Regions from separate parts of the Mus musculus genome. Here all the other regions are linked to region 3. The links are chromatin contacts, found by Hi-C or POLR2A ChIA-PET in ENCODE. All regions are on one chromosome and are shown on one strand. The core of a region is the stretch at or near the end of the contact, and the rest is flanking DNA. Distances in the headings are between cores, read along the strand shown.

The links. Hi-C counts contacts between places; a loop is a spot of excess contacts on that map. ChIA-PET counts read pairs that join two places held with the same protein, here RNA polymerase II (POLR2A).
Region 1: POLR2A ChIA-PET joins it to region 3 with 13 read pairs in embryonic stem cell. The contact joins the promoter of Rps8 here to the promoter of Ptch2 in region 3. A Hi-C loop is called at or near these places in 6 of 37 maps with a recorded cell type or tissue (adrenal gland, heart, mouse embryonic stem cell and 2 more). POLR2A ChIA-PET finds 5 or more read pairs at or near these places in 4 of 5 experiments (Patski and embryonic stem cell).
Region 2: a map of heart shows a loop between it and region 3 (2.5-fold over the local background). The contact joins the promoter of Plk3 here to the promoter of Ptch2 in region 3. A Hi-C loop is called at or near these places in 12 of 37 maps with a recorded cell type or tissue (CH12.LX, adrenal gland, heart and 3 more). POLR2A ChIA-PET finds 5 or more read pairs at or near these places in 5 of 5 experiments (Patski and embryonic stem cell).

Annotation. Positions count from the first base shown.
Region 1 is chr4:117,154,273-117,157,449 of GRCm38, reverse strand. It overlaps Rps8 (ribosomal protein S8), which reads left to right and starts at 1,318. Exons shown (of 6, transcript NM_009098.2): 1 at 1,318-1,392; 2 at 1,773-1,879; 3 at 2,343-2,442; 4 at 2,637-2,812; 5 at 3,022-3,151. The coding sequence starts at 1,389. It overlaps Snord55 (small nucleolar RNA, C/D box 55), which reads left to right and starts at 1,602; the gene lies at 1,602-1,679. It overlaps LOC115490046 (a small nucleolar RNA gene), which reads left to right and starts at 2,161; the gene lies at 2,161-2,264. Snord38a (small nucleolar RNA, C/D box 38A) reads left to right here and starts at 2,876; the gene lies at 2,876-2,934.
Region 2 is chr4:117,132,479-117,135,268 of GRCm38, reverse strand. Plk3 (polo like kinase 3) reads left to right here and starts at 1,306. Exons shown (of 15, transcript NM_013807.3): 1 at 1,306-1,617; 2 at 1,767-1,874; 3 at 1,964-2,080; 4 at 2,235-2,364; 5 at 2,455-2,542. The coding sequence starts at 1,405.
Region 3 is chr4:117,094,331-117,097,481 of GRCm38, reverse strand. Ptch2 (patched 2) reads right to left here and starts at 1,426. Exons shown (of 22, transcript NM_008958.3): 1 at 1,055-1,426; 2 at 443-635. The coding sequence starts at 1,126. RefSeq lists enhancers at 1,271-1,770, 1,333-1,791, 632-2,330.

The sequences.
Region 1 (3,177 bases), core at 69-2,568, 60 kb before region 3:
AACCCTGTCTCAAAAAAACAAAACAAAACAAACAAACAAACAAAAAACCCCAAAAAAACAAACACAACAAAAAAATCGCTTCAAAACTGTAAAATCGTGGGGGGGGGGGGGGCTGGCGAGATGGCTCAGTGGTTAAGAGGGCCGACTGCTCTTCCAAAGGTCCGGAGTTCAAATCCCAGCAACCACATGGTGGCTCACAAACATCCGTAACGAAATCTGATGCCCTCTTCTGGAGTGTCTCAAGACAGCTACAGTGTACTTACATATACTAAATAAATAAATCTTTAAAAAAAAAAAATCGGATACACGCAGTAAAAACCTCAGAATCAAAATTTAAAACATTTGAAGTTAAAGTTTAAAATTCAAAAAGAAATCGGTCAGGTGAGAGGTCCCTTTAAAAGTAGACGTTCACTGACATTCAAGGCGACGTTTAAGTTTAAGAAATAAAATGTACTGACTGAGCTCTCATCTTGTCTGACGCCGGAGCCCCACTGTCCTCTGCTTTGATTTCACTTGGAGGGGTGTCTAGTGCCTCAGTTTCTCCTCAGCCGGCCGCTTGTTCCTCCCACTGAGCAGTAGCTCATTCTTTAGCTCAGGCTAGCCCTCAACTGGTGATAATTCTCTGTCTCAGTGCTGGATTTCAGGTTTGACCCACTGGGCCAGACCAGATTGTCAGATACTTTGGAATTGGAATTTCAGGAACTGTGAGTCGACCTAAGCACTTGATGCTTTTGAAGAGACCCTGAGCACAGTTTGCAGTACCAATCTTTCCAGAACTAAAACTGTTTTTAATTTCCTTTTTGATTGCTAATTGCTGCCATGTAAGAGATACACATGAATTTTGTGTGTTCATATACAGGGTCAAGTCCCCCTGTGAACAGAGCGTTGGAGCTTCTACTACTTCACTTTTCCAATTAGGGCCCTTTACTCTTTTTTCTTTTTTGGTTTTACAAGTTTACAAGGGTTTCTCTGTATAGCCCTGGCTGTCCTAGAACTCACTTTGTAGACCAGGTTGGCCTCAAACTCAGAAATTCGCCTGCCTCTGTCTCCCGAGTGCTGGGATTAAAGGCGTGCGCCACCACGCCCGGTTTAAAAAAAAAAAAAAAAAAAAAAATTTAAAGGACAAAATGTAAGCACAACAGGCAGGCAAGTGTGCCCTATAGCTCAGCTTAAGGAGCCCGCCCTCCAGACCGCCCAAGGTCAAGGGATTTGAGGCGGGGTCCGCGTGAGTTCGCACGCCGCAGGACCCTCCCCTGTGCCAGCGTCCCAGGCTCGCCGCGGCCCCAGGTCCTTCCCGGCAACCGGAAGAGACGTAAAGAAGGCGGGGCTGAGTTTTAGAAACCGGACCGTGAAGCTTTGCGCTTCCTCTTTCCAGCCAGCGCCGAGCGATGGGTGAGTGTTGCTGCGGGCCGGGTCGGGCCGCGGGGGAGCGAGCTCCATCCGTCTCCATCCTGCCTCCCGACGCATGCTCGGCCCGACCATGGGCCACGGGCAGCCGTGGCAAGGGCCTGCGGTGGGCTAGGGCTGTGGAGATCGCTGCGGCCGCCTCCGGGGCTCCGGGCTGCGAGCGGGCCAACATGGCTGCCGCGGGCCGGGCCGCACGCGGATGATGACACCTGGGTATGCTGCACACTCCCGACTGCGTCGTGGGGAAGCCAACCTTGGAGAGCTGAGCGTGCGGGCAGCCCGCGCAGCGCGGGGCTCGGGAGCGGGCTGATTGGCCGGCGGCGAGGCCCGGTTGCTCAGGCTTGCGTCCTCGCTCCCACACACAGGCATCTCTCGGGACAACTGGCACAAGCGCCGCAAGACCGGGGGTAAGCGAAAACCCTACCACAAGAAGCGAAAGTATGAGCTGGGACGGCCCGCTGCCAACACGAAGGTGCGTGCGGGGGTCGGGGGGAGGACGACTGGGAGAGGCTGCCTTCCCCTGCGCTAGAGCGTGTTTGCTGGGGAACACGAGTGGCTGTGATCACCTTTGTAAGGCTCAGGTTTCTCGGTGCTGGCGACTGGACATGGAAGTGTGTCCACGTGCAGGGTCTGTGCACCCTAATCTCCAAGCTTAGGGTCTACTGGAGCCTAGGAGTGGGAGAGCTGCAAGCTTGGTGTGTTCCTTACTGGGGTTCTTCCTGTGTTAGGGGGGGTCTGGCTTTTTCTGGAGGTAACTAGGGTGATGAAAACGTATCCTTAGGCGTGGTTATGGCCGTCTTGGCCACCTGTACACCACTTGCCAATGCAAGGACTTGTCATAGTTACACTGACTGTTACCTCCGTCTGGTTCGGGTTCCTCTCCCAGTCCCCACTCGTTTTGATGACACATGTTCTGGCCTTCTTGTGTTCTCTAGATTGGCCCTCGCCGCATACACACAGTCCGAGTTCGAGGAGGCAATAAGAAGTACCGTGCCCTGAGATTGGATGTGGGGAACTTTTCCTGGGGCTCTGAGTGTAAGTAGGTGTTGAAGTATTTGAATTTGTTCTTGCTGAAAGATCCTGAGGTAGTTGGAGAATTCTTTGCCATATTCTGATCTCTTAACTCCTGCAATGAGAGGTGCTTTCTAGAGAATGTTAAAAAAAGATTTCAGTAATAAAAAAACATTAACTGCCCCAGCCCCTGATTGTGAATCTCTCTTTGTATGCAGGTTGTACTCGCAAAACAAGGATCATTGATGTTGTCTACAATGCATCCAACAACGAGCTTGTCCGCACCAAGACCCTGGTGAAGAACTGCATCGTGCTTATTGACAGCACGCCGTACCGACAGTGGTACGAGTCCCACTATGCACTGCCCCTGGGCCGCAAGAAGGGGGCCAAGCTGGTGCGTTGTCTTCCTGTAAGGGGTTGATTGGCTGGGGGTGGGATGGGTGCTGCCTTCTTGTGATGAAAATACTGTCCAGTTCTGCTACTGAAGGAATGAGATGAACACTTTAGTGCTGAAGAAGGCAAGCATGGCGACTTGGGGGGGGGGGGTTCAAGGAGGCTTGTGACTTTCCTGGTGACAAATCAATTCATATTCTTTTCATTCAGACTCCTGAGGAGGAAGAGATTTTAAACAAAAAACGATCAAAGAAAATTCAAAAGAAATACGATGAAAGGAAAAAGAATGCCAAAATCAGCAGCCTCCTGGAGGAGCAGTTCCAGCAGGGCAAGCTTCTAGGTGAGGTGGCTGTGGGGCTGGGGTGG
Region 2 (2,790 bases), core at 57-2,556, 38 kb before region 3:
AATGATTCCAGGACAGCCAAGTCTACACAGAGAAACCTATTTCAAGGAAAAAAAAAAAAAAAAAAAAAGATTTCACATCGAAGCCGGGCAGTGGTGGAGGGGCAGAGACAGGTAGGAAGTCAAGGCCAGTCTGGTTTACAGGTCGAATTCCTGGCTTCCTGGAAACTCTGTCACAAAACAAAACAAAAACCAAAACAACCCTCCACAACACCCCCCCCCCAAAAAAAAAACCCACACAGAAAAAGATTCCACATAGATCATAGATTCCTGCCACCTACTTGAGTTTATCTGTAATGGACTTCAAAGCTAACTGCCCAGTTGCAGGTCTCTAGCACCTAAGAGTGTCCAGTTCTCATTCCTCACTGTCTGGCCTTTTGCCTGCTGACTCGGTGCAATAGGTATTTTTGAGAATATGATGGGGAACTCAGGGTCTGGGGCAGAGGTACAGGTCTGGAGTCCCATCATGTCAAAGGTGAAGACAGAAGGACCTCGAGTTCAAAGCCAGCCTGGATCACATGACAGCTACTCTGCCTCAGCTCTCCTTTCCCTCAGAAGAATAATAAGGTAGAATTGGGTAGCAGAAGATGTAGCCTGGAACATGGTGAAAAACAGTGAATACTGGGAGGCAGGGGCAGGTGGATCTTTGATTTCAAAGCCAGCCTGGTCTACATAGTGGGTTCTGGGACAGCCAGGGCCACACAGAGACACCCTGTCTTGGAAAAACAAAACGCAAACATAAAACCTTGAATACCAGGCTCTGTTCCACAAACCCATTGCACAGTCCCAGACCAGGTAAATCGGGCTCTGCAGCGTGCTATTCCACAGTCCCCGAAGAGGGCAGCATGCTCTGTACCAGAGCAAGAGATGCTTGCAGGAAACCACCTGTGTTGGTGATGTGCACTGAGCAGTTTGCAACACCCCTGTCTTTCCTCCCCAGTTTGAATGCTAACCCTTACTGTTGCTCGAAAGAGGCCTCCGGATAACTGGCCTCCACTCCGACTTCAGCACACATTCTAAGGATGAAGGGGAAAAAAAGAGTCACTTGCACTGGGTAGCCTAGAGAAACGGAGCAGGGTTACACCTGCCAGGCGACTAGCTCAACCGGGGCTCCTTTAAGGCCAGAGCAGGAGGAGTGGCCTTTAAGAACGCCCAGGCAAGGGAAGATCTTTCAGGTGACGTAAGGCGGAGCAATGGGCGTGGCCTCTCCAAGCCTGGCAGCCAGGAAAGGGGCGGAGCTCGAGATGACGAAACACCGGGGAGGGGGCAGGGGTTCATTGATAAAAACGTCGGACTCCCCCTTGCCCTGGCGCGATCGCAGCGTAGAGAAACCAGGCAGCGCCACGCGCGGCCGGGGCCGGGCGGAACCGAGAACCAGCTCGGCAGGCGCTGCGCCGCGCCGTCCGCATGGAGCCCGCCGCCGGCTTCTTGTCTCCGCGCCCCTTCCCGCGCGCGGCTGCCCCGTCCGCGCCCCCCGCCGGCCCGGGGCCGCCTGCCAATGCCTCCCCGCGATCGGAACCTGAGGTGCTGGCCGGGCCACGGGCGCCGGATCCTCCTGGTCGCCTCATCACCGACCCTCTCAGCGGCCGTACCTACACCAAGGGTCGCTTGTTGGGCAAGGTGGGTCGGGGCTCCGGGGTAGCGTTGACGGAGGTGGAGGGGAGCTCTGCGGACCCGACCGGGCCACTCCGGAGGTGGAGAGGAGCTCTACGGGCCGGATCCGGCCACTCCGGAGCGCCCAGATCGATGATGCAGCTTCTTCTTTCTAGGGGGGCTTCGCACGCTGCTATGAAGCCACTGACACCGAGTCTGGTATAGCCTACGCGGTCAAAGTCATCCCACAGAGTCGCGTCGCCAAGCCGCATCAGCGCGAGAAGGTGGGTCCAGGCCCTGCGGTCCAAGGGATGGGGAGGGGATGGTGGCGTGGGAACCCTGGAAAGATGAGGATTTCACTCCCCTGTCGCAGATCCTAAATGAGATAGAGTTGCACCGAGACCTACAGCACCGCCATATCGTTCGCTTTTCACATCATTTCGAGGATGCTGACAACATATACATTTTCCTGGAGCTCTGTAGCCGAAAGGTCCGGAATGGGGGCGGGGTGGGTTCATTGGGAACAGGGGTAGGGGAGGAAGCGGGTTCTTAAGATCCAAAGCTGTTCTTGTCATCTTTAGCAAACACAGATGGAGGGAGGGTCTGGGAAGGCAAGCGGGGTCTGAAACAGTGACTTTCTGCAGTCCCTGGCCCACATCTGGAAGGCCCGACACACCCTGTTGGAACCAGAGGTTCGCTACTACCTGCGCCAGATCCTTTCTGGCCTCAAGTACTTGCACCAGAGGGGTATCTTACACAGAGATCTCAAGCTGGGTGAGATTCCTGCGTCTGGTCTGAAGGGTGGAGACCTGCGGAGGGATGAAAGGCGTTAAGAATCTGACGCGTCTCTCTGCTACTGTCTAGGAAATTTTTTCATCACGGATAACATGGAACTGAAGGTGGGGGATTTTGGGCTGGCAGCTCGATTAGAGCCCCCAGAGCAGAGGAAAAAGTGAGTGAGGGGATGGTGGCCACAGCCTGTTTGTGACACAGATGATGTACAAGGTGACCAGATATGTACTTGGGATAACCAGGGAAGGGGTAATGATGGGTTTTCTGTATGTGTGACAGTAGAGGTGGCAACCTAGGTCACTGGGTTAGGTGAAGAAGGACAGCAATCTTATGAGTGTATGGCACAGATGGGTGTCTAGGATTTTTGGAAATGTATGGGGAAAACATAGGCTAGGCAGTCAGCATGTG
Region 3 (3,151 bases), core at 177-2,676:
CGTCTCTCCCTGCCTTCTCTTATACAACACAATACCACTTGGCTTTGTTTTGTTTAGAACTTACCCCCACACACATTTTACTTCCTTTGGCTATTGAAAAATACATCTTGTTCCATTTGTAAACTCTGATGTACAGTTAAAAGAAACCTAGCTATAAACGCTAAATAAGCAGACACATAATCAAAGATGAATATTCCACAAGCTTATTCATAAGAGGCTACCATCTAGAGTTGTCCATTTATGGGTGAGAGAGATAGGTGTGAGACAGTTGATGGTAAAGACTTGCCTAGCTTGCACAATGCCCTGGGCTTCATCCACAGCACTGAGGGAGATTGGGAGAGAGGTAGGCTTTCTGCAACACACCCAGATACACAGGCTCTGAACAGGAGATGGCCCTCTCGATCCTTGACCAAAGCAGCTACGGCCAGCTCCAGTAACTCACCTTCTACCCAGAGCTGTTCTAGGTCTGTCTCAATTACAGCCACTCGGAGACCCAGTGCCAGAGCCCCAAAGGCCACCAGTCCCAGGAAGAGCACTTTGCCGCAGTGTTTCTGGATCCTGCACCCCAGGGAGAAGAGTAGACCTTGGAAGTAAGCTCGAAGCCAGAGAGGAGCCTGCAGGCTCCCAGCTAGGATCTGGGATAGAGAGAGGAGGAGGTCAGCCAGCTGTCAGCACAACAATGGAGGAGCTTTCCCTTTTCTCCCGGTCAAGTCCCAGTTTCCTGACTTCTGGATGCAGGGCAGGAAACAGCTACAGATAAAGGTTTCAAATGTGGAAGATTTAACTCTCTTTCCCTGTGCCTTCTCCATAAGCACACCTGAAAATGCCCATTTTTAGAAGGTTATGAGTCGTGAACACACACACTCGTTGTCAGCTAGGCAAAGAGGTGAACCCACAGACATAACTATTTTCACTGACCAGATAATAGGAAATAAACTAACAAATCACTTGCTGGCTCTCGCTTGTCTTCAAACACAGATCCAGTAACACTAGACTTCTAGCCCTACAGATGTTCAAGCGACGTTTAAGTTACAAACCCAGCCCCTCTACTCACATGAGGTGCGGAGGACCGAGCTGGAGGTGTGTAGCTGGGAGGTAGCTCTCCAAGGGACAGTGGCCGAACCATGCTGGTGAGGATGGGGGGCGCGAGCGCCCCCAACCTGCGTTATCTGAGCGCTGCCATAGGCTAGCTTGGCGCCTTGTGCCGCCCGGCTTCACCTGAGGATTCCTAGCTGCCGTGAACGGCCATACGGTCCTGGGTGAGGCGCGCGTAAAGATGCACAGGAGCAGCCCGCAGCGGCGGTGCGGGGTGGTGGCCCCAAGCCCCGCTGGATCTGTGGGCTGTGGTCCAAAGAGGGCTCCGCGTGTGGGTGGACCCGACTGGCTGCGAAGCACCTCACAGCTAAAGGTGGCGACTGTGGATCTCGGGAAGCACCAGGAGGCTCAGAAAAAAAGGAGCGGGCCGGGGTGACGCCCTCCCATTGGCTAAGGGGGCGGCAAATTACCCGCTGCCTTGCAGCCGGATCCGTTGCTAGGTAACGGCGCCGCAGGGGGCGGGGCAGGAGACCACCCAGGCAGGGCCACCCCTTTGCCTCGCCTCCCGGGCTCCCCAGCCCGCCCGCGGGGCCCTAAGGAGAGGAGAAGGGAGGGTGATCCTGGAGGCGCTAGTCGTTGGCCAAGTGTAAGTCAGGATGTTGAGAAAGGGAGTCTGCTGGTCCCCTTTGGGCCACCCTTTCTTCCCGACCCAGCGCAACCCTAAGGACCTCCTTTCCACTCTTTCCAAGCAGGCCAGACTCAGCTCTAAAATGCAAATCCCACGGCTGCACCAAAGCCCAAAGCCCTGCACCATCCAACTAAAGCTTTTTTTTTTCCTCTAAGTGCCTCACACCCACTCAGTTGCCTTCCAGTCCCGAATTGCCCTCAGTAATTTCCTAAGTTCACATGTTCTTGCCTTTGTACATGTTGGGGCCCCTTTGTCTTGGCAGATAACTTTTAAGCCTGAACTTGAATCAGTCAGCCTAAACTTTTGGAAGCCTTGGCAGATAATTGCTTTTTTCTTTGTGGTTCTTATTAACATTCAGTTTGTGTATTGTATTTTTAAATTTTTATTTTAACTTTTTTTTGTGAGACATGGTCTTAAGTAGTTCAGCTTGGCCTTCAACTCCTTATCCTGGTTGTGTCTGTCAAGTTAAGGGACTATAACAGTCCTGTATTGCCCAGCCTGTCTGATAATTGTATTTGTGATGACATAATTTATGTACAACATTGGGAAACATGTTGCTTTTCCAAGTGACTGTGCTATTTCTGTGCTCCTGACTGTTAAACTCTGATCGGTCATCTGAGGGTAAAAGTCTGACTCCTCATACAGAACATTTGGGAAAGGAGCCGGGCAGTGGCAGGCCCATCTCTTGTGAGTTCCAGGTCTCAGCATGGTCTACATAGAGAATTCTGGAACAGCCAGGGCTACCTAGAAAGATTCTGCCTCAGAAACAAAATACGTTTTTTGGGGGAAAAAAAAGACTTCAATAAATCTGTTGTTCTGATACTGCTATCACATCTGGCTAGCCTCTTGCTCAATTCTTCCAGACTTCTTAATCATTATATCATAAATATTTTATATTACTACACAGTCCTCTCATCAATCATTTGCAGAATGTCCTCAGGACAGATTCCCAGAAATGGGGTTGTTTGGGTCAAAAAGCATGAATATGGTTTTGGCCTTGCTACATACTGCCAAACTTGTGCAAATTAACATCATCAGCTCCAGGGCTTAATCCTAAGGGTTCCCCAGTTGGTTTAAGGGGTGGGCAGTTAAGGAGGAATGAATGTGTCTGTCTACAACACTGCTACTCTGTGGCTAAGAGGCACCTGGGCAGGAATGGAAGCCTTGGGCCTGGAGAGATAGCTCAGCAGTTAAGGCCACCTTTTGTTTTTGCAGAGGACCTGGGTTTGGCTTCCAGCATCCACAAAGGAGAGTTCACAGCTACCTGTAACTCCAGCTCCAGGGGATTCAACACCTGGCCTCTGAGAGCAAGTGTATACACACACACACACACACACACACACACACACACACACACACACACACACACACATGCGTCATATACAGACTCTCCGGCATATACATATAAGTAAAGGTAATATGAAAATG